Regions from separate parts of the Homo sapiens genome. Here regions 1, 2, 4, 5, 6 and 7 are each linked to region 3. A link is a loop called in an ENCODE intact Hi-C map of the cell type or tissue named here. Cell type or tissue: GM12878. All regions are shown on one strand. Links, peaks and the distances in the headings refer to the core of each region. The heading gives the core; the rest is flanking DNA.

Region 1 (4,362 bases), core at 214-4,213, 240 kb after region 3:
CTAAGAGTGCCATTGTAACAGTCAAACACCTCGTGGTCTCTCTGCTGACTCAGGGGATAATATTTTTCCTTCTTCAAAGTAGCCCTGGGAAAACCTGTTAAATATCCAAGTATAAGGCTACTTACAGGCATTGGAATGGTCCATACTCTCTGTGAGAAAAGAATCTCATAGAGTGAAGGAGAGACTGGTTTTCTTTTTTCTTTTTGAGAGAGTGCTTTAAAGTGTTCTTAAATATTATAGCAAAATTGTCCCAAGGAACAAAGAATGTATCACTCATTCTGTCTTGTCTTCCTTTTTTTTCTCCCTTCTTTGGCTTCTGTGTCCTACTGGATAATGCCTTTGGGGATGTGGGGTATCAGTTGACTGCTATAATCTCAGCATTCTACCCAGTATTTGAGATTGGATTCAGGGAGAACACCTTCCACTCTGAGCAAATCCTGATCGCCAACCCTCCCAGAGCAAACTGGTTTTGATAAATACTCGTTGGCCAGTATCTGCATACAGAGGCATATCAAAGGCAAGGCCAATGCACCTCCACCCATGAACACTGAATCTCATTCTCCCCCTTTGTAATAAAGGACTGCACTGCTTATTCTAGAATGTGGATTATAAAGGTGCTGGAAGATGGAGTGCTATGGAGAGGAGCTTGTGGCATATGTGTTTTTCTGAGCTGTCACTTCTGTGAGCTGGGCTGGAGTATTGTCCTGTCAAGTCCTGTCATGATCTAAGTATCAAAGGAGCCACCCACAAGTGGTAAGTCAGACTAGTCTCTCTCTTCTTTACATTACTTGCTGGATCCCAAGGAGGTCACTGCTCTACTGGTTATAATTGCCTGTCTTTTCTTTAGACATAATCCTCTCTTCCTTAGGATCGCATGCAGTGGTGAAGAAATATTCTCAGTGACTGTTGTGGGTTTGCCTTCCCCAAGACAGAGATAGCCCAGTTCCAGGGTTGAGCTTCTCAAACAGAAGCACACATACCTCCAGGATACCCTGGTAGGCATCTAGGAATAATAAAGCTATGAGATCCATATGACTTTGGGAGCATTCATTAAAAAAAAAAAGTTTAGGGGAAACATAGTTCAGTAGTTTGGCCAGTACAAAATTTGAAAAATTTTATTTATAGTAACTAAACTTAGTTATGTTATGGAATCAGAGACACATTTTGTAGGAATTTTGGGGATTAAAAAATGAGATCAGGGATATTTCCTTCTTGCCCTGGGCCACTTTATGCTGATTCTCTAGCATCTACTTTGTCTCCTCCACTGTCAGGACCATATCTGTGGAAAAGTCAGGGATGCACACAGCCCAAGGGGGTTCAGTCAGGGGAGGTGATGACTGGCCGAATCCTGCTGATACAGAAAAGCAGCATGCTCTTGCATGGAGTGAAGCCCAGGGGAGACCAGCAGCTGGCCAGGAGCCGCCTGCAGAAGTCATTCTCTCATTAATCCAGCCTGTTTCGAACAGCTGCCCCAGGTGGAAACATCCACACACCCTGGACTGTCCCCCTACTAGAGGGTCCACACCTGGGAACTGACTGCTATTTTAGTTTTATGCCATGTTCACTGCTGTTTAAAAATAAGACAAATCAACATGGCTCGGGATGAAGGCTCCATCTGGCAGATTCTGCCACGAGGAAAATTAAGTGGTGCAGTGCTAAATGGCTTTCTGAGAGGAGATAGGGATTATTAAGAGGTAAATAAACAGCAAGAGAGGTTTGTAGCCAACTGGATGCCATGGGGGAGCAGGTGAAAGGCGAAATAGAGGGAGGAGAGGATGCTGAAGGCTCCATTTCTCAAGCATCTGGATTTTATTAAGAGAGTTTCAGGCAACTAGAGTAGAGGGGATTTTTCAGAAGGATTAGTTAACTTGTGGAACTTCCCATTCCACACAGGATGATGAGCTGGCCTGGCTGTCCTTCAGGAAGCTCGAATGCCAGGCCCAGAATGCTCAGTGCCATGTCACTAACCCAGGGTGAGAGAGGAATGCCCGACAGAGTGACTGCAGCATAGGGATTGAGAGAGGCTTTGAATCCTGGCTTCTCTGCTTACAACTTGTGTGACCTACAGATCACAATGGGGTTGGGGAGGTGGATTAGACTTGCAGGGCTCAGGGAAGCACCAGAAAGAAACAGCTGAGGCCAGAGAAGCAGGGGGGTGGGGGAGGGGGGGCGACCAGGACCCCTGGCTGGGCTGGAAATAGTGGAGGACACATGTGATATTTACCAATCTGAGGATGCCTAGATATATCTGTGGAGAGCTGAGGATTAGGGTGGGAGGACTGAGGTTCTAAGTCAGCAGATTGGAGCTGAATGGCATGGTCACTGGGACGTTTTTATTAATGGGACCTCATTCATACCCAGAAGCTAGTGAGGGCTGGAACATTTGGGTTACATTAATACAGTATAAAGTTCTTTATATTGGGAGGATGTTTGAAGCCCCAGGTCTGGGGATAACCCACTCCTGACCTTTTTGACCATGTGGTGGCAGTAAAGAAAGCAGAACTGCACATAGAATGTCACTAAGCAGTGATGGCCATGGAAACACAGTGCTTCAGAGGACATGGAAGTCACAGGTGCCATCCAGCAAGATCATAGCCATGGGTTACGATTCTTCAGCCTGGGGGTATTCAAGGATATGAATTGCCTCCCAAATGCTCATCCTTTAACCTCTGCAGATCCAAATGCTGCCTTTCTCTTTTCACTCCTGGGCACTGGACATGACGGTGCACATCTTGTTGCCACACTTCCCTGTATATTACCATCCTATTTCCTAATTGTCGTGTGCATCTTCTATTTTAAAGTACGTAAGAAGCTTGCTAAGAGCTGCGATGATCCTGGGTCTTATATTTCTATATGCACATAGGGTTGGGTATAGTGTTTAGCACATGGGGAGTGTTTAGTAAATATCAATTGATTCCTTGTATATTTTTCTTGAATACAGGTAGTAGAAAGGCAGTTTTTCCTAACCTTTGGCCATTTTAACATCTTTGTTATAGATACCCTAGTGGAGACTTCTAACAATGATATTTTAAATTATTAGCTTACATGTATTGACTACCTATAATGAACCCAGCATTTAACCTCCATTACAGGTTAGCTGCCTAATAATGGAATAGCTTTTATTTTTATCATTATCCCTATTTCATAGATGATGAAACAGGCTCAGAAAGTTATCTAACTTGCATAAGGTCACACAGGTGTGTCTACAAGGACAGATGAGTGATGGTGGTGGGAGTGACATGGCTCAGCATGGTCTCGTGGCTCTGTTTTGGAGTGAGGCATGAAGCTGATTGAGCCTCAGAAGAAGGTGACATAAACCTAGCAGAGGTTGGGTTGAGAACAGGAGCCTCACCTTTTGGAATTCTGATCTCCTTAATGGCAAAACAGAGGCCATAAATCCTTACCCGTGGACATACAAATCATGCCTGATGACAAGAGTGCGGAGCATCAGGGACACCTGAATTCTTGTTTTATGACTCTCCCACCCAGTGAGTTTTGGGGAGGACCTAAAGCATTCTCTCCTGAAATGACAAGCTGAATTCGCCCAAATGGTTTATGGCCTTCTGTGAGCACAGGGTGAGGCAGTGGGAGTAGCATGGGCACCTGCAAAATGGATGCTTCAGAAAGGAGCCTGGTTTGTTGGTGCCAAGTGTAGAGCAAAGGCCTGAAGGCTGGATGCAATGGTCTGCTGGTCTGTAAGTCCAGCCAACTGCACTTTTCATAGCCAGGAATGATAATGGATGTTTTTCTGTTGTCTGCATTTTTCAGAGTCCTCCCCGAGGCCCATTTTGTTATATTATTAGAGCTTGGAGTCGAGTTCTATGGTTAAAGATTTTTTTGTCTTCTTTCATGCAGTTCCAAACTCGAGCCTGTGGTCATTCTTTCTTACTCCCCTTGGGTTAAGCTCGTGATGACTTCTGCCTATCAAGGCTACCGAACTCTCCTTAGCAATATTTAAGCTAACATTTTATGAGTGCCACAGGCACAAAGCTAAGCATTTTACATGCAGTAACTCATTTAATACCTGCAGGCAGCAACCCCAGAATATACTTTTAGGGCAAAGATAGGCTTATGACTGTATTTTGATGTTCAGATAGCCCTGGCAAAGCTTAAATTCTGCCTGGTCAATCAGTTCATCTTCTTTTGGGGGTTTCCTTGAGGGCTGTTATTCAGAGGAAATATTAGTACCAAATTGCAGCTTTATTAACAGCTGTACAAATATGATATTCTAACATAGAGTCTATGTTAAGAAGTTGAGTTGGACCAAGTGGCTGAGGCTATGAGCCAGATGAGGCCACCTACATCCCTTTTCTGAATCTAAATCTTGGTGTGGGTATGTTCAAGTGTGCTGTGGCCAGAAAT
Region 2 (4,362 bases), core at 135-4,134, 530 kb after region 3:
GAGGACTTCCCGAAAGGTTTTCTTTACATAGATTACATCTCTCCATATTTAGCACATGGGAAATTAGAAAAAAAAGTTAAATTTTTGTAAATTTATTTCAAAATAGCAGTAATAAACTCATTACATATTGACATCAAAGAAATGATATCAATACATGTCAGCCTCTGAAAAACTTCATTTTACCCTCAAGAAAAAAAGGAAAGTGAAAAAGGCAATTAATACTGTAGTATTACTACAAAAACAATTTGAGCCAATGAAAAGGGTCTTAGGGACTTCTGAGAACCATTGGTCTAGGCAAAGACATTGGAGACTAGGGGCTGAAAGTGTTTGTGTGTGTGAGTACATATATACACGAATCTCTCTCTCTCTCTCTCTCTTTCTATAATAATGAATAGCAAATTATTTACTGTGGATTAAATATTATGCTAGTTTGCAGCCATTATTTTATCTAGTCTCCATAATAATAATGAGAGGGGATATGATTATACCCATTTGGTAGATTAAAAAATAAGGTGCAGAGAAGTTAAGAGTCAAAGTGGGACACAATTTATATGACAAATGTCAGAAAAAGATGAGTTAGACTTTTATCTTATCATAACATAGGCTATTGTATCCTGAGATATTATAGAAAAGGGCCAATGCAAACGATTGTATGTGGGGTGGTGGGGGAGGTATTCCGAAGCATGCAGATAGAAAACAAAAAGGCTTGAGGAACACTCTTTTGTGAACAACTGCAGGCTAAAGGTTATTTAGCTTTGGAGTATGACAAGAGTAGCTTCCTGGTTGCATTCTAGAGAGACAGGGAGAGATGCTTTAGTGGATGCTGTCAGGACCTGTCCACATGCCCCTTTTAAGCTGAGGCACTCATGTATTGACAGCTGACTGCTTTCAGTTGAATTTCCCTCTGAGAATTATTCTCAAAGAAGGCTGTTAATACAAGATCACACCTTTGCCCCTGGGGCAACCCCAAAGCCATGACTGATTAGCAGGCATATAACAGTCTAGCTTCCTTGCCTCTTTACAGGGCAACTGTAAAGGCCATTCCAGCTCTAGACCTCCTCATGGAATCTGCTGAAGCCTTTCTTGATTGTGTATAACTGCTCAATGCCTCCCTCTGCCCAGCCCTGTTTCCCTCACTCCTCCACAGGTACTGATCCCAAGAGCACTTCTCAATCAACATCCTGAACTCAAATCTCCCTCTCAGAGTCTGTTTCCCGGAAGAACCAACCTAAGACAAAGACAGATTCCTAAATCTTCTCCCCTTAAGCACAGTTCCCTCCAATTTCTTTTAAATATTAGGTCTCTATGAGGTTAATATTAAGCCTCTTTAAATTTAACAGTGTAATAGTTTCGACTTATACTTCTCCAGCCTTCCAGGGACAGCCTTTTCATTCCATGTTGGACACTTTTGATTTTGAGGGTTCTTTTTTCTACTGAGTTGAAAAAGCCTATCTAGTATTCATGCATTATTTTTAGTTTTCCATGTGTAACTTTACAGATTGGCCCATTCATTCTTCCATGATGCTGTTCACGTTACTATCTGGGTGGGGTCTTTAAATTGAATCAGTGAGGACCTCACCACAGTCTGAAAGCTGAACCAGAAACCATTTTAGGTACTTCGTAGTCCTGAGGTTTTCTGATTCCAGAGAGTTTTTTTTTTTCTGGTAAGTTGTTCATAATGTTCACCCTTTACATGCACCACCTTCCAGGCCAATTTGGATCCCCCAAACCATGGAAAGATGTTAGCACAACAAATTTGCTTCTAATTCTTTTTTCTATTACAGTAAAATGGGGGTAAAGATTTAAGGCCCTTTAGCCCCATGTGTTTCAATTTGACCCCATATGTCTTCTTTCTTGTGATCCAACTTATTTTTGTGCAGTGTCATCTTCCCTGCTGTGTTCTGGAAGTAGGACAATTTTCAGTGTTATTTTTAATCATGTAGCACTCAGGGAGATAATGATATTGATTAAAGTGTGAGTGTAAAGAAGGTGTTTCTTTTTGAGAGGGATATATGGAGGAAGTGTGTTTTGCTTCCAAAGCTCCACTAGGTGGCATTTTATTAAAGCAGTATTGCTACTGTGGTTTTAGAAGTAAGTGCTCACATTATTATTCTTAAAGGGATAGTATTAAGCTCCTCAAAATACGAAAACTCTATATTTTCATGGATGATTATAGTAAGGATTTTAAAACAAAAGCTTGCATATTAAAAAAATAAAATATCCAGATCCATGTCTGCCAAATCCAGCTTATTTTAAAATAATGTTTGAGACAAGATTTCTAACTTGGGCTCTGACGCTAATCTACCACATGACCTGGTGTAAGTCACTTTCTCTCTCTGGACTGATTTCTTCTTCTTTGAATGAAAGACAACAAACAAGTTAATCTCTAAGGTCTTTACTTCGAATACTTAATTTAGTAATTCTATTTCATTCCTTACTGGGTTTAAATTACAAGTTTTCTAATACCATCATCACCAAATTTATAATAAAGACAACATTAGACCATTGGTTTGTTTATAAAAAACTTTGTATAAAACATTGTGGCAATTTTAAAACATGCCAATTTTTGTCATTGAGGAGGTCATGTTAGAAGCATTTCTTTTCATACTGAGTTTCAGAATCTTTTATGTCAAGCCAAACAACTTTATCATCTGACAACCTCTTTTCTATCCTTTCAAGCTGTTGGGGAATTAGTTCCTTTTGAAACCTAGAGAAACTCATCTGAGAGAGCAAGAGAGGTCTTCACAGATAATTATCAGCATTAGCCAGGTGAAGAGGCCCAACTCTTTTGTTCCATTCTGCAAAAGAAACCTCTTTAAAGTTTTCATTTTCCAGAATGCTTTTACTTGAATTATAAAAATCCCACAGAACAGAGGCTTATAATATTTTATGTTATAGAATTTTTTCCCATCTTTCTATTAGCGACAGATAAATAGACTTAAAAAAAAAAAAAAAAAAAAAAGGATAACTCCTTTAGATCCCAAACTCCTCTGGGCCTGTGAATTTGGGCTTAAGGGAGGGCAGTTTAACTCTTTGAGAGCATTGCTGCTCTGCTGTGGATGTTGAATGAGGCTGCACTGAATCTATGGTTTGAAATCTGTTTCTCCTTCATCCCTGCTGCCATATTCACCCCAAATTCACAGAAGACTAGGGCTAGAGCTGCCAAAATCACAAAGGACTTTGCTGGTTGCCTGGCTCCATTTTTTTTTAAAGGGTATTTCATGAAGTAAGCGCCACAGTGGGAAAAAAGGAATGGCTCTTTCATAAAAGAAATTTTAGAAAGACTGTAAAGTAATCCCTGCTCTAATAGCCACGGTGCACATTGGCATTTCAACTCACTGGGAATTCCTATAGCAAGGAAATCTATACACCTAACCCATTGTTTTGCAAATCCATGGATTGCTTTGGAGGGTATAGCTTTAATGTAATAATTTTATTTTAAAGATAACGAAGAAGCAAAGTTTATTCAAGAATAAAATCAAGAATTTAGTCATAATAAAAACATAGGAGAATTGGATTCAGAACCTGAATCTCTTGGTTTTGATCCTATTCTTTTTTCTATACATTCTAATTGCAGATCCAGATCTAGAACATTCTCTAAAATTTTTCAAAATGTAATATGAATTTCATACGCCTTAAAATAAAAATGGACCTAGACGTATTTCTTGATGTTATGTTACTAATGAGCAAAGTAAGACCTAGAAAGGCTAAATGACTGTTTCATGGTCATGTGACTAAATCAAAGCAAAACTCGAGATAAGAGGTAAATTTTTTGGAGTGTCTGTCCATGAATGGTATCCATAAACATGCCATCCATCCATGATAACCCATGCCTTTGAATTAAGAATGAAGAAAATTACATCTAAGTTATTTTATACCTTATGTCCTTATCAGCCATTAATGAGTTCAGTTGAATAGGATTCTTCCTTTTGCCTTAGCAGAAGATTGTGACAATAGAACCGGTAAGTTTTGATGATACCATTGCAACCAGGAAGAGCCAATAAAAATAAGCATTAGATTAGAAATGTCAAATATATAACTTTGAGCATAAACTCACCTCTTTAAAGGTTAGCTTAGACTAGTTAAATGAGAAATTGTATTATTAATAGATTTTTGTATGCAGTTTCAGCTCTAGGTAGCAATGATAAAGAGCACACATATTAAATATAGTGATAATTATAGAAATAAAGACAGTATTTGCTAAGTGTTTATGCAGTACCAGGCACTCTGGTAAGGACTCATCTACTCTTAATACTTACCATAATCCTGTGCTCATTTTATGGAAGATTGAGCTGAAGCTCAGAGAGGTTAAGAGACTTGCAAAAGGTCACACAATAGCAAGTTATAGAATAAGAATTTGAA
Region 3 (4,362 bases), core at 125-4,124:
CAGTAAGTTGGAAGGCATAGACAGAACAAAGGAGCAGTAGTAAAGAGAATGGCAGTGAGCTACGGACAAAATCTTTAAGGCGGGGTGGGGAGAAGGGAATGACACAGGTGTTTGCAATGAGATAAGCAATGGATGGGCCTATTTGATGATATAAGATTCCAAGCTGCAGTTTGAGGGTAGAGGGAGAGAGTGTGGTCTGGAGGCAACAGCGAGGATACAAGAGGACACTATCCCATCCCCCTACTGTCGTACTGGGGAATGGGGTGGAACAGGGGTCCCCTCTTCACTGATGCTGATGGGAAGGCCACATGAGGGTTGGTGACCAGGGAGGGATGGCAGCCAGGGGAGCCCCACTCTAGATGTGAAATATGATGTCTTTTAGGATACTGCTATTCATGACTCATTTACATATTTTAATAAAACACAATTGGGAGTATCACTTCTTGACACTGGGCTTCTTAGTCTAGGCGAAATTGAGTGAGAATTTTTAGAAAGTTCTTTTCCCTAGAAATGGAATAATAGGAATGAATAGTGATATGGTTTGGCTGTGTCCCTACCAGAATCTCATCTTGAATTGTAGTTCCCATAATCCCCACGTATGGTAGGAGGGGCCCGGTGGGAGGTAATTGAATCATGGGGGTGGTTACCTCCACGCTGTTCTCATGATAGTGAGTTCTCACAAGATCTGATGGTTTTATAAGGGGCTTTTCCCCACCTTCGCTCTGCACTTCTCCTTGCTGCCACCACGTGAAGAAGGATGTGTTTGCTTCCCCTTCCTTCATGATTGTAAATTTCCTGAGGTCTCCCCAGCCCTGCAGAACTGTGAGTCAATTAAACCTCTTTCGTTTATACATTAACCAGTTTTGGGTATTTCTCCATAGCAGTGTGAGAACAGACTAATACAAATAGTTTATGCTCCTTGGTCTTTATATAGAGGCATCTAGGATTAAAGCAGAGACCCTCTTTATTGCTTGAAGGATTCTGTTTTGGGACTCATCATTGCCCTGATGGCTGGCTGCATCCGGAACACAGAGGAAGAAAGAGTTGCCTTCAAGGACATGCCATTTCCAGGAAAAGAGCAAGAATGTAAAAAATAAAGAGGTTGAAATGAGTTTATGAAGTTACTAAGAACATTACAAGTGGAATGAACTCCCTGGAGATGTGACTCTCAGGAGGGCAGAGCCCTTTGTTCACTTGCCCTATGGACAGCATATTGTACATCAGTGCTTCCAAAAGGGTGCCTAGACATACCAGGGGTCCCCAAGACCTTTTAGGGGTACATGACATCAAATATATTTTAATAATAGTGCCAGGATGTTATTTGCCTTTTAAATTTCCATTCTTTCACAAGTGTACAGTGGAGTTTTCCAGAAGCTACTCCAAGTATGGTATTATAGCAGAGCAAATGAAGAAGTAGATGTGAGAAATCAGCTGTCTTAAGCCAGATAGTAGAGATTTTCAGAAATGTAAAACAATGTCATGTTAATTTTCTAAATGTGGGTGTTTTTTGGTTTAGGAAAATAGTTACTTTTTATAAAAATATATTAATTATGTTATAATTAATTGCTTTATTGTGATAATGTTTAAATAAATATATTTTAAATTCCTCAGCTTTAATTTCTAAAACTGTAAATATTGATAGGTATAATCCTTATAAACAAAAACTCTTTTTCATCCTTAATAATTTCTTTAAGAGTGTAAAGGAAGCCAGGCAAGGTGGCTTGCATCTATAATCCCAGTGCTTTGGGAGGCTGAAGTGGGAGGATTGCTTGAGCATAGTAAAACACCATCTCCACAAACAGCAACAACAAAACCCAGACTGTAAAGGAATCCTGAGACCAAACAGTTTGAGAACTGCATGTCTAGTGGATAAGCACCGAGGCTCTGGAGTTAGTATGCTTGGTTTGAAACCTGGCTTTGTGATCTTAGGCAAGTTACTTGACCAGAGACTTAATTTCCTTATCAGTAAACTAGGCTATGTCACAGTTATTGTGAGCAACAAATGAAATAATGCATTATTCATTATTTCATAAACGATCATTTCATGAATATTTCATCAAGTAATTTATTGAATACTGTATCTATGTATACAAAACCCTGTGGTTGCTGCTTTGAAGGATGTAAAATGACACAAGCCACAGCTCCCACTAGCAAGAGGTTTGCTGTCAAGGGTGAGATTTCTGGATTTGTAGTTAGCACCTTTGGGTTCAGTTCCCAGTTCCACCCTTGACCAGCTGATCTGACTTTCAGCATGCCACTTGCCGTTGGCTAAGGCCAGATCCTGAAGGCATCTTCGATGGTCCACAGAGCAGACAGTAAATTCCCACTTGCATCTTTGAAGCATCACTGCCTCCTGCCTCAGTTTAACAATTGGTTTTGTCCTTCCCTTTGAAAATGAACTGCACTACCTTTCCTCCCAAGCTAATGTAACCATGCCACTAGAGGGCACCTCCTGCCTTCTCAGTCAGTCGCAGCTTCCTCTAATTTGGAAATGATCTTTCAGCTGAGATGGGTGGTACGTTGGGGTTCGATGTCTTTAGGATTCCTCAGCTTGATGGATGTGGTAAGTTTTGTCCGAAAATCCTGATTGTTTTTTGCTTTTTCCTTTTTTCTTGTTTTTTTCTTTTACATCAGACCTCTTTTAATAAAACTGGGGTGGAGAGGTTGGTGGAAGGGAGGGCGCTGTTACCACCGCCACCTGACATTGATAAGTACTTACTGGCTGCCAGATCAGTGCTAAGTGCCTCACACGCATCGTCCTTTGGACTCTCAGAGAAACGCCATGGGGTGTGGGTATGCGTGAGCATTCATTATTGATGGTTGGAAACTTGGGCTCTGATTGGTTAAGTAACTTTTGCAACATCCAGCTAGAAGGCACACTTGGTACCACGAAGCGGTCTCCATAGAAGCTGGCCTCACCTGGCTGTTAAGTCAAGCAGGGAGCGGCGGGTCTTGCTGCTCTAGGACAGTAGTTCTCAGCCTTATCAGACATAAAAGCCCCTTTCTGTATGAAACATTTCGTAACACCTCCTGTACTACCCTGAAGTGATATCCACAGGCAGTGTGTGCCTATGCTTACATGTCCGCTTACATACAATGCAAAGGAAACCTTCTCCTTTTAGGAAAGTATGTCTTACAAGTATTAGGCTTGTCTATCTACACCAGAGGACAAAGGTGCCGGGCTAATTTCGAAACTGCCCACCAGGGGGCGGCATACCACATTCCCTGCTGCGATCAGCTCGCACAGACAGTCCCCCTCCGTGGTGGCTTTGGCTGTTTCCCCTTCAACTGGAATTGCCCCGTTAGACTCTTCCTGAGGTCCCCGGAGTGGCACAGGGGGTTGTGGTGGAGAGTGAAGCGAAGAAGTCACAGAGCGTGGAGCTGACCCTCATGTTAGTGTGATAGATTTCTAGTCACGTGTACCCACCATGAGTACAGTCAGATGCTTTAAAATTTTAGTTTCCTTACTGAGTGATTTGCTTACAAAGTGATTAGGAAGTAATATGTTTATTTTCATTGATACTGCTTTAAAAATTTTTTTATATTATAGTCAGTGAGCAGTATTCGTTTAATATTTTTCTTTAAATCAATTCAATTTTTCTTTAACATGAATACATATATTTAAACGGAAACTTTAATGTGTCAATGGAAAACTTGCATCATTTGACATAATCGGAGGGTAACCAAGACGAAAAGAAAAAAAGCAATGGTACTAAGTTCTTGCTGATACTGATGCGGTTTCCCACCAAGGATCCATTTTCTCTCTTAAAAGAGTTTCTTAAAGAAATATTTAAGGAAAGCTGTTAAAGATATATTAGCACTGAATTGAGATTATCCTTAAAGTAATCAGAGAGGCTAAAAGAGAAGTGAAAAGGGAATGGTTTTCTCATGATGTCGACCAACATTATTTTATTTTTATTTTTTAATTTCAATAGTTTTTGGGGAACAGGTGGTATTTGGTTACATGGATAAGCTCTTTAGTGGTGATTTCTGAGATTTCCGTGCGCCCATCACCAGAGCAGTGTACACTGTACCCAATGTCCCGTCTTTTGTCCCTCATCCCTCTCACCCTTTCCCCCGGAGTCCCTAAAGTCCATTATATCATTCTTATGCCTTTGCATCCTCATAGCTTAGCTCCCACTTAAAAGTGAGAACATACGATATTTGGTTTTCCATTCCTGAGTTACTTCACTTAGGATAATAGTTTCCAACTCCATCCGGGTTGCCGCGAATGCCATGATTTCATTCCTTTTTGTGGCTGAGTAGTATTCCACGGGGTATATATACCACGTTTTCTTTATCCACTCGTTGGTTGGTGGGCATTTAGGTTGGTTCCATATTTTTGTAATTGTGAATTGTGAT
Region 4 (4,000 bases), core at 1-4,000, 1.1 Mb after region 3:
CCATTACTCAAAAAGAAAATCTCTCCTCTACTTTCTAAAAGCACAGCACAATTTTTTACAATAGTGGCTCTCAACCTGAAACAATTTTGCCCCCCAGGGTGCATTTGATAATTTTTGAAGACATTTTTGGTTTTCACCATTTCAGGGATGCCAGTGGCATCCATTAGGTAGAAGCAAGGGATTCAGTTAAACATCTTACAATGCACAAGATAGCCCTGACAAGAGAGAATTATCTGGCTCCAAATTCCAATATAGCCAAGGTAAAGAAAACCTGCTATAGAATGATTATAAAACAAATAATTGCCCTTTCCCCTCACCAGAACTAAGCCCTCCTTCCCAAGAAAAATACTTTCTCTGACTTACATTCTTGTAGGAATTTCCATGAATATTTAATCCTCTCGGGAAGAAAGAAAGCTAAAACATGCATGATGCGCTTCTGAAATATGAAATTCAAGATACTTCCCTTGTCTATTTTCACTTGCAGGGTAAATGCACAGTCAGATGCTTACTTCACACTAGAGTCAAGTCAGAGGATTGTTGAAGGAAAAAAGCAACAGTAAAGGATGTGCTGTAAGAATTAACCAAGAGAAATAGAAACTGGCACTGTCAAGTGGGTACTGCCTAAAAATAGATGAATTAAGTATTCTAGAGATGTAAACTTTATGATTAACTGTATTTATATTACGTGGAATAGAGCGAGGAAAAACTGGAAAGAAAAGAAGAAAAAACCCCAGAGAAGAAAAATACTCAACCACCTTTAAGAGAATCATATGCAGGAGCAATTTCTCAGTAAGCATAAAAATTCATTCTCATTATTGAAAATTCAACGGAAAATTAGGTCTTGATAATAAAAGAAAAAAAGAAAAAGATGTAGAATATTCATATAGTGCCCACACATATCCTAAAACTACTGAGACAGCTTACAGTTCTTGAACATATACCAGGCAACATTTCCTGATAAATATTTACCATAAATTTTTGACATTAATGGTTACCTGACAGATTTTGCTGAAGCAATAGGAAAATTATTAGACAAGTTAACAAATGGTACCCATTCACAATGAAAGAAATTATGACAGAATCAACATCTTCAACTCCTCAATGTTTTATATAAATCTTTCTTTATTGCTTGGTTTAAATTGTGCTCAAGAGATGTAATATAAAATATAAGATTATCAAGGAGAGTTATATTATTCACACTGTGAATATTATATAATGCACTGTGTATTACATTTAACACACTGTGAATAAAGTACCTACTTAAAAAAACATATATTTTAATTAAATTAAGGTTTTTTTCAAGGTGGAGTAGACAGCAGAAACAGTAATATTTGAGGAAGGATTAGTTTATTTGGTCCACCAACTGTTTCCAAAAAAATAAGAGTAAAAACAACTATAACGAAACAAGGTCCTCATGGAATGCAAATGATCAAGAAAATGGCTTTGCTACATTTTAAAATGCAGTGTAACAAGATGGCTAAGATTGAGAGATGTGAAGGCAGTCATTTGCTAGCTATGTGACCTTGAACAAATCATTTAACCTCTCTGGGCCTCAGTTTCCCCTTTTTAAATAGGCTAATAGTGGCTGTCTCAGTTTTTATAAGAGAACTGGTTAACTTGAAGTGCATTAACACAATACCTGCACAAGTTAAAAACTCAATACAAGGTAGTGCCCTGGTTTGGATGTTTGTCCTCCCCAAACCCCATGTTGACATTTGATCCCCAGTGTGGCTCTGTTGGGAGTTTGGGCCTAATGGGAGGTGCTAAGAGTCATGGGGGCAGAGCTCTTATGGGTAGATTGATGCCTTATCTGAGGAGTAAGTTCTCATTCTATCAGTTCCACTGAGAGCTAATTATTAAAAAGAGCCTGGTACCTCCCCCTACTGGCTTCCTCTTGTACCAGGTGATGTCTCTGCACAGGAAGCCGGTTCCATGTCTGCTTCTGCCTTTAGTTGAAGCAGCCTGATGAGGACCTCACCAGATGCAGATGTTCAATCTTGAAATTTCTAGCCACCGGAATAGTGAACCAAATAAACTTCTTTTCTTTATTGACTATACAGTCTCAGGTACTCTGTTGTAGCAACACTAAATGGACTAAGACAAGTAGCTATAATTATTTCCTTATATTCATGTTATGATGATGGTGGAGAATGTTGAGCGCTGTACGAAAGTTCAGGAGGGGATGAGAGGAGAAACGGAAGGGGGATGAGAGGAGAAACCGAAGGAGGAAAAGAGGAAGGAGAAAACAACAGTTCGCCAAAATTGTGCCCAAAATTGTGTGGGCATAATTTGTTTGGAATTAAGGCTGTCTGTGGTCACAGAGTGTTCACACCTCCTTTACTCCACTTTATGCTTCCTGAGTGAACTCATTCACCTATTTTCACAGCAGCCAATTTTAACCTCCTCTGATTTCAATATAAAGTGTTTAGTATGTTCACAGAGAATATGTAAGTCTTCAGGCAAGCCTTTAGTTTCCAGTCCTGCTACCCACTTTGTATCTTCAACCTACTCCTTTCTAAAGATTGTTTCTCCACCAAACTATATATGACTCTCACTCTGTCGCCCAGGCTGGAGTGCAGTGGCACGATCTCGGCTCACTACAACCTCCGCCTCCCAGGTTCAAGCAATTCTCCCTGCCTCAGCCTCCTGAGTAGCTGGGATTACAGGCATGCACCACCACGCCCAGCTAATTTTTGTATTTTTATTAGAGACGGGGTTTTGTAATGTTTGCCAGGCTGGTCTTGAACTCCTGACCTCAGGTGATTCACCCACCTCGGCCTCCCAAAGTGCTGGGATTACAGGCGTGAGCCACCATGCCTGGGTATATATGACTTTTTAAAAGCTGTTTCCCTCTCCCTACATCCCTTCAGAACCAAACTTCTCAAAAGTGTAGTCTTCGACCACCGAAACTCCTCTTGCTACATTTCACCAGTGCGCTCCTGTTACTCTATCTGGGAGAAAATTTTCATGATTTATTTCAATTGATCACTGTGGCATCTGACGCAGCTGACTATTTGCTTCTCAAACTCAGGTTTTAAGACATGATTATCTGGAGTATCTTGTACTAACTCTCTGACTGCTACTTATTTATCTCTTCTGTGAGCTCCTTTTCTGTCTTCCACTATCTAAAATACGGGGCTCACCAGATTTCCATTTTTAGCTGTCTTTGCATTTTGCCTTTTAAATTTTATGTATTCACAAAGTTAGAAGCACCACTTATATGCTGACAATGCTCAGTTCGTCTCTCTATATAACTGCTTCCTAATTTGTACACCTATATTTTCCAATCGCCTGCTGGTTGTATCCATTTGGAGATTCCATGTGCATAGAAAAAAAAAATCACCATTTCCCAAAGTGAACTCACTATCTGCCCACATGCCTCATCCCCTTGACCTCCACTCCCCTTCCTGTCTTCCCTACATCAGTAAAGGATACTATGAGAATCATGGGATTCACCAAGTCCTGTCACTTTCATCTTATAAACACAATAATTTTATATCTTCTTTTTTTGCATTCCTGTCTTAGTTCATCACATCTTCCTGAAATTTTGCAGTAGGTTTTCAACTCATCTTCCAACGTTAAATTTTGCTCCACTTCAATCCACCCTCTACACTTCAGAACCATCTTCGATAGGTGTGAATCTGTTCATGCAATTCTATTGACACTATTTCATGGGCCCCTACAGGCTTTGGACAAATATTCAATTATTGAGCAAGACACAAAAATGGTCTTCATCTTTTGATCCCCACCTACGGCTTCAACACCAAATCTACCCTTTCCTCACTCCCACTCCAGTCTTTTAAAATGACTTCCAAATCCCTAATACCATTTATTTATCCTGTGTCACACCCTCCTCTATGTTATTCTTTCTGCTTGGAACATCTATCCACACACTTCTAACCCCCTTCTTCACCTGACTCGTTTCCATGTAATATATTAGTATATTCCCACTATGCCCTGTGTATATCCTCTTTCAAAGCACTCATGACCCCACATTGTG
Region 5 (4,362 bases), core at 156-4,155, 400 kb after region 3:
AAATCCTTACTGAGGGAGATTTGGCATCAGTTAATAAAACTATACATGCATCTGTCTTTCATCTCAGCAGCCCATTTCTAGGAATTTATCCTGAAGATACATATATATTTATGAGGCTACTCATTAAAGTAATATCTGTAGGAAACTACCAAAATGTCTGAGCATAGGACACTGATTAAACTATAACCCCATACATTCAATGGAATACAATGCAGTTGTAAACAAAGAATGAGGAAGATCTCTACGAACTGATGTAGAATGACCTCTGGGATACATTGTTAGGTGAAAAAAAAAGCAAATTGCAAAGAAGCTTACATGTTACCTTGTATAAAAGAAAGAAGGAGAAGTAAGAGAATATGTGTACATCTACTTATCTTTACAAAGAGAAACCCAGGAAGTCAATGACAAGAACAACATTGGCTCCCATATGAGGTAGGGGAATGAAGCAGAAGAAATACAGGAGGCAGTGTCACTTTTCTGAGCATATGTTTTTGTATAATTTTGATATTTAGATGTAGTTTAATGTTCTCTATATTCAATAAAAAATTAAATTGACAAAGATGGGAAGGAGAAAAATAAAACTGAAAAATAAACTCAGCTATATTTCAAATAAATAACATAACCTCACTAAAGGGGAGAGGAAGAAGTAACTAACCCAATTAATACAGGGTATTTGACTGTATACTCCTAGTTTTACATAGGATTTCTTTTTATTTAATTTATTATTATTTTTTTAAAGAAGTCTTGCTCTGTCACCTAGGCTGGAGTGCAGTGGCAAGCTCTCAGTTCACTGCAGCATCTGCCTCCTGGGCACAAGCGATTCTACTGCCTCAGCCTCCCAAGTAGCTGGGATTACAGGTGCGTGCCACCATGCCCAGCTAATTTTTGTATTTTTAGTAGAGATGGGGTTTCACCATGTTGGCCAAGGAGGTCTTGAACTCCTGACCTCAGGTGATCCACCCGCCTCGGCCTCCCAAAATGCTGGGATTACAGGCATGAGCCATCGCGCCCGGCCTACAAGGATTTCAAGGGCTCATGAAACATTTATTAAAATAGGCCACAGGCTAGCCATAAAGCAAGTCTCAAAAAAATTTCAAAGACTTGAAATGATAGACATGTTTTCAGACCATAATAGATATAAGCTAGAAATAAGTAACCAAAGGATAACTAAAAAACATTTTCCCCTAAGTTTGAAAACCAAGCAATAACTTCTAAATAACCCATGGACCAAAGAATAAATCAAAATGGAAGTTTCTAAAATATCTTAAATTACATGAAAATGAATATACGGCATATCAAAATGTATGGGATGCACCTAAAGCTATGATTGGGGAAACGATAGCCTTAAATGCCTATATTAGAAAAGAAGAAAGGCTAAAAACCAATTGTTTAAGTATATTTTACAAGAAGATAAAAAAATAAAGAGCGAATGGAACCCAACAAATGTAAACGGAAGAAGGTCAATATAAAAAATATAGCAGAAAGAATTTTAAAAATCCAAAATTTGGTACTATGAAAAAGCTAACTGATAAAACAGAAAAAAGAGAAGAAACAAATAACCAATAACCAAAGGAATGAAGGGAACTTAAGGAATATTAAAAATTCAACTGATATTTTAAAAATAATACCATTGGAAGATATGAGCACATTTGTATCAATAAATTTAAAAATTTATTTAATAATAATTCTTCTAGGATATAGCCCTAGAAAAATAAAGCCTCTTTTTTATAAGAAGAAACAGAAAATCTGAATCATCCTATATTTATTAAAGCAATTGAATTCATTATTTAAAACATTCCCACACACACACACACACAAAAATCAGGGCCCATGTGGCTTGGCTGGTAATTTCTTCCAAGAGCTAAGGAGTACCATCAATCTTATACAAGTTGTTTCAGAAAACATAAAAATAGAAAACACTTCCCAATTTATTTTATGAGGACAGCAGAGCATTGATACCAAAAGCAGATGAACACCTTAAATAAAATGAAAGAAAAATCCAAAAGTATATTATAGGTCAATCTTTTATAAACATAAAAGCAACAATCCTAAACCAAATATTTCCAGACAAATCCAGAGATTGATAGAAAGGCTAATACATAATGACCAGGTGGCATACATTCCAGGAATGCAAGGCTGGCTTCATGTTAGAAAAGCAACTAATATATTTCAACATAAAGAGGTTTAGAAAAAAGAGGAGATAAGTCATATAATCACTTCAATAGAAGTAGCTATGTGTATATGTGGGAACTGGTAAGGGTTAAAGTGAGTTGGGGATATGTTTAGTTTCAGTTTAGTGAAATATTTTTAGTGGTTTGTGGTCAGCCTTGAGTACTTAATTGCCTTACCTACTGAGTACTTACTGAGTAACTAATTGCCAGCTTTCCAAAGGTAGAAATGGCTTCTAGGTATACCCTATTGCCTGCCTCGTTGATTTAGATGTCAACAAAGAGGAGTATCTAAGCAAACACGTAAGTTACTACCAACAGAGCATTGACAAAAAAAAAAAGCTGTTAATGAGTGTTCCAATTCAAAGAGCACTTAAGCTTACCATGCAACTTAAAAGGAACTGAAAATCTGCAGTTCATTAAAAAAAATCTGATAGAGATTTCCCCAAATTTGACAAATTGTGAACCTAAAGAAACTTTTCTAAACTATATTTAAAAAGTTTTGATCAAACATACTGTAACAAAGACCAATCTATCTCTCCATAAAAAATGAGAATACAAAATTGTTTTGAAGGGGCAATTCAAGAATGTCCAGCAAAAGGACATAGGAACAAAACAATGCAGGGGTGTGATGGGCAGTGAATTCATATTATTTTTCTCAAGTTTTTTTCATTTTGTAATATTTGGGGTTATTTTTTAGCTTTAAAATTTTATACTTTTCTGTAATTTATTTTCTCATTTTTAATAATTACTCATTTTAAACTTAAATTTGTTTAGTATTATTTTCTTAAGTAGAATCCCCAAAATTGAATTAAGCTTTACAAAGTACAAAAATCTGTATATGCCTACATTTACTAGTATTAAAATAACTTCAAATATTAAGGGTTATTTTGAGTAAAACAACTGATACTCTCCAACAACCATGGTGGGAATGTAAATTGGAATAATTAATTTAGAAAACTGTTTAGCAGTATCAGTTAAAGCTCAGCAACTTCACTCCTAAATACATACCCAACAGAAATATATATATATACACACACACACATATATGTGCTAAAAGATATGCCAAAAACTGTTCATAGGAACATTCTTCATAATTGCCCCAACCTGGAAACAATCCAAATTTCCATCAAGAGTAGAAAATGTACGTAAGTTGTGGTGTACTCACATGATAGAAAACCACACACAAATGAAAATTAACAAATGACTATTCCATGAAGCAACAAAAATGAATCTCATAATGAGATTTCTCAAACTTTCTTAGCTCCCTTAGTGTCGTAGGAATTTTTTCACAGGTGCCACCACACCAAAAGAAATACATAATAGTTCTGATTATGAAGTAGTAAGGTCCCAATAACTTAATAAATACTTTGTTTTTTTTTTTTTGAGAAACAGTGTTGGTCTGTCGCCTAGGCTGGAGTGTAGTGGCTCCATATGGGCTCACTGTAATGTCCACCTCCCGGGTTCAAGTGATTCTCCTGCCTCAGCATCCTGAGTAGTTGGGATTACAGGCATGCACCAACATGTCCTGATAATTTTTGTATTTTTAGTAGAGATGGGATTTTGCTACTTGGCCAGGCTGGTCTTGAACTCCTGGCCTCAAGTGATCTGCCCACCTTGGCCTCCCAAAGTGCTGGGATTACAGGCATGAGACACTGTCCCTGACCAATACTTATGTTATAATAACTTAGCGGTCATGTTAAAAATACACATAAATTGAAAGAAAAAAACTGATATTTTTCATCCTTAAATAACCACAAGAAATTACTAATAGGATTTGTGTGCCTGTTGGGCATACCAAAGCTTCTTGAATATTGGAATCAGATCGGATTTGGCCACCCTTATTTGTTTCATGTTGACTTTTGTGTGTACTTGCTTTTAATCACAGATACTCTTGAAAATCTGGTGTTAAAAGATATAGCATCAAAAGAAATGTAGCACAATCTAATGTTGAAACTGAACTACTATGGGCTATTATTTCATTCAGTGTCTGAAAGTTGTCAATTATCACTATGTGACTCTAAAATTTAAAAAATATCCTGCTGTTTCCTTATGAGCACATTGTGGTACCCTGGGATGCTTTAGCCCGCAGTTTGGGAACCATGACTGTGGACATGACATTAAGCAAAAGAGCCAGACACCAAGGAACATATCAGTGTGGTTCCATTCACAGGTTTTAAGAACAGGCAAACTT
Region 6 (4,362 bases), core at 225-4,224, 71 kb after region 3:
ATTTGAGGTTGGACTAAGTTTAGAGAGTGTTTATGGCTTTATTCTCCCTTCCCTTTCCCTGGTATCAAATCTCAGAGTCACGGCAAGGTAAAAAAAGCTAGAAGAGTCTTTAAAGATCACTGACTCTGGGGTGCCATTTTTGTTTCAGTGTGTGTAGTACCTCCTCCCCAGCATTCTGAGAGTGCTTCCTCATTACTGTCATGGAGCTTGGCCTCTGGGTGGTGTTTCTGTGATTCATGTGGAGCCAAGAATTTCCCGTAACCACTGTGACTGGCTCATGAATGAGTATACGGCCCAAAAGGTATGGCTGAGCTGCAGTTCTGGGTCTGAGAGAGAGCCTCTTTATTTTTCTGCTGAGGGGATGAAAGCCTGGAGCTGCCAGAGACCCTCACAGAGAAGGAACTTGCCTACAAGTGGAGTGAACACAAAGGGAAGCAGAACTGATGGATGGAGAAGAGAAACCAGGCTTGGATGACGTTGCTTGATATCTTAGATCGAGGCAACCCTGAATCCATGGCTTTGCAGTTTCATGAGCAATATATTCCATTTTTTTACTTTAAGCCAGCTTCAGCTGGGGTTTCTGACAGCAGAACGCCACGACTTTGATGTTACATACCTCAAGCTCCTTCTTTTACAAATGAAAGCATGGAGACCCAGTGCAGGGAGGTAGCATCCAAGGTCACACAGAGAGGCAGCTCTGAAGGTCAGGTCTCCTGGTGTCTTCAAAGCCTTTCTGTCTGCTGTCCTTCGGTCCTCTGTTTTCAGGCAGATTCTGTTACCTTTGCAGGAACAAAAGCTGAGCCTATGGATGCTCATGATCAAAAAGTATAATTACGGTGAAGACCCTTGCTCAGCTACTCATCCCAGGGTGAGGGTGAGCATTTGGGGTGATGTCCAAGGAAAGTGTCCACCCTCGGCTTGTACAAGGAAAGTGCTCACAGTTGGCTCTGCATAGCCCTGTGGACAGACCCTAGGTACACTTTGCCTGTTTTCTTCATTGAGACAAGATCTGTTTGTTCAGTCTGCAAACAAATGTCACACATTCAACCAACACTTACAATTTTATTAATTTAATTGAACAGCATTAATTGAGGGCCTCCTATGTGCTAATCACTGTTTTGGGGGCACAGATTCAATGGTCAATAAAGGGAGGCTCAGTGCCTAAGCTCATGGAGCTTATATAATTTACTGTGGACATGAAAATAACCAGAGATACATAAAACTAAGGACTGTGAAAAAGTCTTATGCTTGGAAATTTCCCCATACCATGAGAGCATAAGACGAGGGCCCATCTCATTTTCAGAGTTGGAAGGAGCCTTGAGCTGATATGGGCAGAAGGAGCAGGAGTTAGATGAGCAAAGGGAGGTGTGGTTGGGGACTAGGGGACTGAACCTTCAAAGCTGGGAAAAGGGGAAGGCAGGACTTTGAATTAATTCATGCCAGTGTTGACAGGGGGCACCATCTGCCAATGTCCTTCTCTTTTGCCACTTTAAGTCTTTCTGTTCCTGCCCTATAGATTCTCTGAGCCCCCTTATTCCCATGACTCCCTAAGTCAGTTATATAATCTATTTTCCAGCCCAGGACCTTGGATGCCTAAGTTAAGATCTGTTTCGTGCTAAAGACTAGATAGTAGCGTTTTTGTGTGTGAGACTAAACATCATTCCCATGATAACGAGGTCTGCTTTTAAAGAGAAAGATGTGGGTTGCCTTTATCCTTCCTGAAAAGTGCTATAACTTCTCAAATCTAACTTCCGTTTGATTTGCTGTCTGCTGGTGAATGTGACTGTAGTAAAGTTTATTGCCACTAGAGGGCAGGAACACCAAGGCAAAGGACTGAGAAGCGTGAGACCAGGGCTATGAAGTCTGCAGGCACACCCAGATAAGCCGATAGGGTTTGCACTGGTGTGGGACGTGTCAAATTCCAAGCCCAAACTCTGCGTGTCTGAATTCAGATACATCGTCTACACACTCAGATGATTTCATTCTGCATACTGTAATCACTATAGATGCTGGTGCCAGCAAAGAAAGAATAAAAAAGGACTTTTGGTGGGGGAGGTTCCTGCTGTTTATAAAACAACGAAATAATGTGTTGAATTTCACCTTAAAGAGTCCTTTAAAATGTTCCCAGGAGTCAGAGGACCCCAATGTTGGTTCTTAATGTGCTGTGTGACCTTGCTTAAGAAATGAAACTCCTCTGGGCCTAAATTGCCCCTTTGTAAAAGGATAACATGGTGATGTGAAAAGACTCTTCTGATTCAAAGAAGAGAAGTGGTAAAGATGATTGAGACTGGAGAACTGCCCACTTAGATGCCTATTTGTGATTTGTGTGATTTCTAATTCTGGGGGCTCTTCATACTGAGGGAGCTTTATTTTCCTGACTCATACATTTTTTTTTTTCATTTCAGCAGTTGAGTATACTTTAACAGAAAGGAATGAAGAGCTAAGGGTGGAATTTTGGCAGGTGGTGAAGGAGGTACTGTTGGTTCTTTCAAATCGCACCATGACAGTCAGTATTCTCTTTGCCTTTGATGAGGATGAGACTGATATGGGAGACTTGGTGAATATCTGTGAGAGTTACGTGTCTCCCTGAAACTCAGATTAAACCCTCCATTATCCTGGAATCCAGAGCCTTATTGTACTAGCTCATGAACCTGTCAGCTTGAGAATAAGTAGGGTGGAAACAGGACTGCTCTGGGAATGAGGGATGATATATAATGTTTTTCCTGCCGCATCATTCTAGAATGATGGACTATCTCTACGAGGCTAGGCCCCAACAAGAGGTGGAGCTTCTGCCTAAAGCCACCATCTTTTTCGAAGAGTGTCCCCCCAGGTGACTAGGTCTCTAAGGACCTAAGCTCCCTTTGGTACTCCTCTTGCTGCCTCAAGCTGGGGAAAGATGGTGGTTTGGGCTCTACCTCCATGTATTTGGGCATGAAACATCATGAAGACAACAAACCAAAACAAAGCAAAACAAGCCACAACACAAATCCTATATAAAAACCTCCTTTCTCTGGCAGTCCCAGTTTCTGGGGTTCACATTCCCAGAGAAGTTAGTCCCAAAAGACAGAGGGAGAGAGGTCAGCAGGAGTGAGATGAGGCTCTGCTTGGATTCCCCTTCCTCTCCAGACCTTTGTGGACCACCCTCCAGCTCTCTGTGGTCTTTCTCTCCCATTCCACAGCTGCCTGATTGACGGTGAAGGGCTGCTCCATGCTGCTGCTGCCATTCTCACTTAGCAAGAGATTATAAATGCCTTCAGTCTCAATTAATATAGATTAGCACCATTTTCCCCCCTCTACAGATTATTTTAATGGAAGTTCATTTTTTTGTCGGGTGGTATCAGCACCACCATTTTTTTTTTTTTTTTTTGTTCTTTTTGAGACAGAGTCTCACTCTTGTTGCCCAGGCTGGAATGCAATGGTGCGATCTCAGCTCACTGCAACCTCCACCTCCTGGGTTCAGGCGATTCTCCTGCCTCAGCCTCCCAAGTAGCTGGGATTATAGGCCAGTGCCACCACGCCCAGCTAATTTGTGTATTTTTAGTAGAGACGGAGTTTCACCATGTTGGCCAGGCTGGTCTCGACCTCCTGACCTCAGGTGGTCCACCCACTTTGGCCTTCCAAAGTGCTGGGACTATAGGCGTGAGCCACCGCGCCCAGCAGCACCACCATTTGTAATGATTGCAGAGTGTTCCGTTGTGACAGCTCCACGATTTCCTTAACCGTCTGCTCCCCACTGATGCTGCGTGGCCTCTCTGCATCTTGTCACGGGTAAAATCACAAGATCTTAGGGATCATCCTCTCTGGACAGGCTTTTCGTTTTACAGAGAAGGGAGATGGCTTTGAGCTGATGGCAGACTAGGACTAGAATCCAGGTTTTTGGATTTCCCACCCGCTGCCCTTTTCACTCTGCCAGGCTTATTGAGTGTAGGCATAAAGGAAAGACAAAGGGACCTCACAATCCTATGTGCTAGACAATTTACAGACAATGAACACAAATGTCCCCTTACACATTTTTGTATTCTCTTCCATGCTTCTACTAGTAAGTGTCCAAAATACTGTCCCCCGCTGATTGCCTGTTGGACACATTTGGTCTGACCCTCCTTCCTGTGCCCCAAAGCAGCATTTAAAACCCCTCCATACCCTTTCCCAGTTCTGTCCCCTCTCTGCATCCCCCAGGGATTAAATTTCCCAAGGGCAATTGCCACACAGAGGCAGCAACCCAGTCACAAGATGGCTAAATATAACTGTGCAGACTGCAAATAAGCCTCCGGGATCATCTGCTCCTTTGTTTAGCTTATTATCCTCCCAAATCAAACTCCAGAGGAGGCTCGCGCATCGTCCATGTTGGGCAGGACCCGTTGG
Region 7 (4,362 bases), core at 124-4,123, 350 kb after region 3:
ATTTAGACTCAGAGGGTACATGTGCAAGTTTATTTCATGGGTATACTGAGTGATGCTGAGGTTTGGGCTTCTAATGACCCCACTGCCCAAGAAGTAAAGATAGTACCTGATAGGTAGATTTCAAGTCTTGTTCCTCTTTCTCCTTCCCTCCTTTTTGAAGTCTCAGTGTTTATTGTTCTCATCTTTGTGTCCATGTGTAAGAAATGGTAGTTTCTCATCTTGGCAGTGGAGAGGAGTTCATTATCTCCACTGAGTGAGATGAATAATAGGAAAAACTACTTACTCTTCACACTGTTGCTTTCATTGAAACAAATGTCACCAGTCGGTTCTGATTCTCTTGTCAAAGGAAGCCTGCACGACACAGGACAGAAAAGAAATACAAAATATACAATCTCATTTTAGTATCAGCAATAATCAAGTATTTTGCCCTTTTCTCTTTAACTGGATGGCTTTAGCTTTAGACACACTTTATAGAGCAAGTGGAATAGATTCCCAGGAAGTTGTTTCAGTAGAAACATTTTATTTCTGCCAGGGAATCAGGTCTGCTACTTTATCTGCCACCATACAGAATGCAAATTATGGTCCCAGAGATCCTCAGCTAAATGCCTAATTGCTCCATGAAATGTGTGCTGGTCCAGCCACTCAGTGCATTTCATCTTTTTTGTCACATTGACTGGTTTCAGAATGGATATGGGATTTCAGACCAATGAAAGTCAGTTCTGAAACTTGTGTTGAAAATGTAGTAGAAGGTCTCTTTCTACTGTATTTGCAATGATGAAGATGGAGACCCAGAGCTGCTGGAAGCCAACATGGGAAATCAAGACTGCAGTTTTGAGTGAGAGGTACCTAGCTTTGATGTTATTTGGACCCCCAGATTTAACTATGATTGAACTTTTCACTTGTGTGAACTATACATACCCTTCTCTGCTTAGGCTAGTTTTTGTTGTTTTCTTAAGCCATTGGGTTTTCTGTTTTTCTTTTTAAAAAAATCCTCACCAATATAGAAAACAGGGCAGTTATCATAATTTTCACTTCATAGAGTATGAAATAGAAGCTCAAGAGAGAGGGCAGGGTGGGAAAATTCAAGACTCCTATTCAACGGCTCCCTCCATTCCATTCTACTGCCTAACTTCTTTCAGTAATTCATTACAGTAACTCATTACAGGAAAGAGTTGACACACTCATTGCTAACTTTACTGACTTTAAACATTTCCACTTTGGAGACAATGAAGTTGTCTTCCACAAGGCTACCAAGGGAGATAATCTATATTATTTTAGCAAGGTAAAGATTATTCACATGCATATGCACACACACATACTCTATAAAAGGCCACGGTAGGTGCTTTAGATTTGGGCAGAAGATCTCCCTATAGGGTCTGTCCAAGATGCAGCCTGGTTCTTGTTGAAGCCCTCACTCTCCAGGGGACAGCTGAACTAAGTCAATGGACAGCCTCGGCCTCCTCAGTCTTGTCCCCCTGATTTTGGTCATCTGCATGACAGCTCTCTGGTGGCCTGTGACTAATCACAAACAAACTCTCCACCCAGCTGACTGACCTGCCTAGGGCCCAGTTCATTCTCAGTGAGTCACTAAACAGAGTTCACAAAGAGAAAGTCCATAGCCCAAATCCTGCTCCTTGAAGGGTTTTGACACAGACACACACACACACACACACACACACACACACACACACACACACATTATTTGAACTACATTCACACATTGAAAATTTTTACTTAAAAAGGGTAGATTTCAAGATTCACATTAAAAAATTCCAAAAGGCTGTCAACATTATTTGCATTCCCACACAAGGACACAAGCTGAATCTGAGTGGTGTCTACAGGGTTCAGGCAGGGCACATTTACTTCGTTCACCGTATTTCCTGATCTGTCCTCCTTTACTCACTTCTGCCACGTACCTGGCTGTGTTTTCAACCCCTGCCCTAACCTTCCTACAACCTGTTATTGTTGGCTAAGCCAACTGAGATGCCACCTTGCCCTCCAGTGGCCGTGTCTGGAAGCAGCCTGGGTCCAGCTAGGTTTCCATCTTAGCCTCCAGTTCCTCCATAAATAAAATGGCACTGCTGTGAGACTTTTTAATTTTCTCTTATCCTTGTTAAATCTTCCAAGTCCTCTGTAGAAAATAGGAATTATTTATTTAAATCAGAAAAATAAGTTAATAAATGCTCTTGTGAAAGTAAAGCTTCCGTGTCCTGCGTGGGGGGCAGGAATTTGGGGAGGCTGTATGGTGGAATCAGCTAGGCACTGGAGGAGGTGTCAGAAGATTGGGACACTCTGTGATCTTTTATACTTTTATTTCTGTCTCTTGACCTTGGTTTCCCTGTCTATCAAATAAGGAAGCCGTGTGTGCTAGATCAGAAGTTATAAACTGGTGGCCCCATAGTCCGTATCCAGCTAATAGACGGTATTATTCCCCCTTATTAATTAGATGCCAACAGCTAAGAAGAACGTTTCAATTAACAATCCAGATTACAGACTTGTTGGAACTGTCTAGCAACAATCACTAATGGTCCAGTGATGGTTAGATGGGGTAAAGTTTTGCCCCTGTCCTCATCTACTTCCTAGAGGTCATACATTCACCTTCACCACCTGTTTTATTTGTTACATTCCCCTTGCCATTATAGGCATTTGCTTTTCCTACTCTCCAGTGAGATGACCTCTAGAAACCCTTTAGCCCTCATTTCTGTGAGTAGAGGCTGGTGCTCTGAGAGTTAGAGACAGACAGTCTGGAGAAGAGGAAAATGTTCTGAGCAAAAAGCTCACCCTGGGACATTCCAGTAAACCTTAATGAATTGCTCCTCCTCCCCACTTGGCCAACAGTTGAAACAGCAAGACGCCCAGGCCTTTGTGAAGGTCCCACTACATGGTTAAACCTAAAAAGGCAACAGCGGATTTTGAAAGTAGAAATATTCTTCCGTTGGGGTTGCTAGCTGAGTCTCTAAGTAATTTGCAATTCAAGTGTCTCTTTGTTTTGTATGAAAATTTGCTGCTATCTGGAAAGTGGGGAAGAGCTAAATTGCATCCTGCTGGTTTTACTTTGGCTGTATCAAAAAAGAAACTGTTAATCTGGTTCCATAATTAACTTTCCTGTTCTAAAAAGGCCCTGGGAGAGAGTCCAGAGGGTGGCTGTCAACTCCCTGCCTCTCTTCTCAATAACTCCTTTCAATAGAATGCCCTGAAAGGAGAATGATTCCAGGTGGGGATTGGTCTTGGTTTTCTAATTTTTCTTCTCCTTTATCACCATCCAACCACTATTTAGTGAATAGCTACAGTGGGTAAGGCACTGTGCTGACTAGTTGTGTGCCTAAGGATAAATAAATCCCTGTGGAGCTGCCAGAGAACATAAGTAAGTTAACTTTCTATCCATCCACCATCCATCCATCCACTCATTCATCCAAAATGAATGAGCAGATGAATATAGAAACAGTTAGGTTTCTATATTATGGCAGACACTGTGCTAGGCATCGGTATGTGATACATACAAAGATGGCTTAATCGACATTCAAAAATTCTAAAGTGGAGAGATGAATTCTGACTAGGGCCTCAATAGTTGGCTTCATGGAGAAGATAGCATTTACATTTACTTTGGCCCCTTGATATTTATGTGCATGCATACATGAGTGCACACACCTCATGTACATGCACCCATACATGTGGATGAAATGCTGGTGAGACAGGCCAATTGATTCAAGTAGAGGCATGTAGGCTGGGAATTCAGTTTGACCATCACCGGGAGACCCCTTTAGCAGTAGAAGTGGGTTTGAACTAACATTAAGTGCTAACAAATTTGAGTACAGCCATGCAACAAGGGATATGTTCTAAGAAATGCATCATTAGGTGATTTTTTTATTGTGTAAACACCATAGAGTGAACTTACACAAACCCAGATGGTAAAGCCTACTCTACGCCTAGGCTGTATGGTCTAACCTACTGTGACTAGACTACAAACCTGTACAGCATGTTACTTTACTAAATACTGTAGGTCATTGTAACAAAATAGTAAGTAGTGTATCTAAACATAGAAAAGTTACAATAAAAACATAGATAAGGTACAATAAAAATATGGTAGTAAAATCTTATGGGACCACTATTGTATCTGTGGTCTGCTGTTGACCGAAATGTCATTTTGTGGCACATGACTGTACTGCTAGGCACTGTGCTAAGCACTTTGCATCTATTATCTTAATGAAATTTCACAATGCCAAGCGTAATTATTGGCTACAGATTACAGACAGGAAACAGACTCAAGGAAGTTCCCAGGGAACACATTGGCAGAATAGATAGTGGAGGTGAGACCTAGGTTCATGTCTCATTCTAAAGCACAAGGTTTAACTTCTAGGCAAT

The links. A loop is a pair of places that touch in the nucleus more often than their neighbours do. Peaks named below come from ENCODE experiments on the same cell type or tissue, not always from the same donor. Only the 100,000 strongest peaks of a DNase experiment are listed, where the experiment ranks them.
Region 1: a loop joins it to region 3, with 6 times the contacts of the local background. A loop is called at or near these places in 6 of 110 quality-filtered maps.
Region 2: a loop joins it to region 3, with 3 times the contacts of the local background. A loop is called at or near these places in 3 of 110 quality-filtered maps.
Region 4: it touches region 3 in a loop (5-fold over the local background); 9 of 110 quality-filtered maps call a loop at or near these places.
Region 5: it touches region 3 in a loop (6-fold over the local background); 5 of 110 quality-filtered maps call a loop at or near these places.
Region 6: a loop joins it to region 3, with 9 times the contacts of the local background. A loop is called at or near these places in 49 of 110 quality-filtered maps.
Region 7: it touches region 3 in a loop (14-fold over the local background); 15 of 110 quality-filtered maps call a loop at or near these places.

What each region holds. Positions count from the first base shown.
Region 1 is chr5:160,673,716-160,678,077 of GRCh38, forward strand. The region is part of intron 6 of ATP10B (ATPase phospholipid transporting 10B (putative)); the gene reads right to left. Among named protein-coding and RNA genes, the nearest start is that of ATP10B, 180 kb to the right of the region's middle. In GM12878, for the core only: a CTCF peak has its summit at 2,480; no DNase peak of the experiment used is centred there.
Region 2 is chr5:160,968,928-160,973,289 of GRCh38, forward strand. No RefSeq gene overlaps it. Among named protein-coding and RNA genes, the nearest start is that of LINC02159, 32 kb to the left of the region's middle. In GM12878, for the core only: a CTCF peak has its summit at 2,036 (motif pointing right); no DNase peak of the experiment used is centred there.
Region 3 is chr5:160,436,107-160,440,468 of GRCh38, forward strand. No RefSeq gene overlaps it. Among named protein-coding and RNA genes, the nearest start is that of PTTG1, 16 kb to the left of the region's middle. RefSeq lists an enhancer at 770-829 and a silencer at 2,775-2,834. In GM12878, for the core only: CTCF peaks have their summits at 2,440 (motif pointing right) and 3,205 (motif pointing right); DNase peaks (open chromatin) are centred at 2,635 and 3,205; H3K4me3 peaks cover 1,756 bases; H3K27ac peaks cover 1,490 bases.
Region 4 is chr5:161,534,075-161,538,074 of GRCh38, forward strand. All of the region lies in intron 3 of GABRB2 (gamma-aminobutyric acid type A receptor subunit beta2), which reads right to left. Among named protein-coding and RNA genes, the nearest start is that of GABRB2, 11 kb to the right of the region's middle. In GM12878, for the core only: a CTCF peak has its summit at 1,886 (motif pointing left); no DNase peak of the experiment used is centred there.
Region 5 is chr5:160,841,010-160,845,371 of GRCh38, forward strand. The region is part of intron 1 of ATP10B (ATPase phospholipid transporting 10B (putative)); the gene reads right to left. Among named protein-coding and RNA genes, the nearest start is that of ATP10B, 9.0 kb to the right of the region's middle. In GM12878, for the core only: no CTCF peak of the experiment used is centred there; a DNase peak (open chromatin) is centred at 2,392; H3K4me3 peaks cover 638 bases.
Region 6 is chr5:160,507,149-160,511,510 of GRCh38, forward strand. No RefSeq gene overlaps it. Among named protein-coding and RNA genes, the nearest start is that of MIR146A, 24 kb to the left of the region's middle. RefSeq lists an enhancer at 1,676-1,755. In GM12878, for the core only: a CTCF peak has its summit at 1,808 (motif pointing right); a DNase peak (open chromatin) is centred at 1,833.
Region 7 is chr5:160,785,453-160,789,814 of GRCh38, forward strand. ATP10B (ATPase phospholipid transporting 10B (putative)) reads right to left here. Exons shown (of 26, transcript NM_025153.3): 2 at 107-351. Among named protein-coding and RNA genes, the nearest start is that of ATP10B, 65 kb to the right of the region's middle. In GM12878, for the core only: a CTCF peak has its summit at 2,002 (motif pointing left); a DNase peak (open chromatin) is centred at 1,969.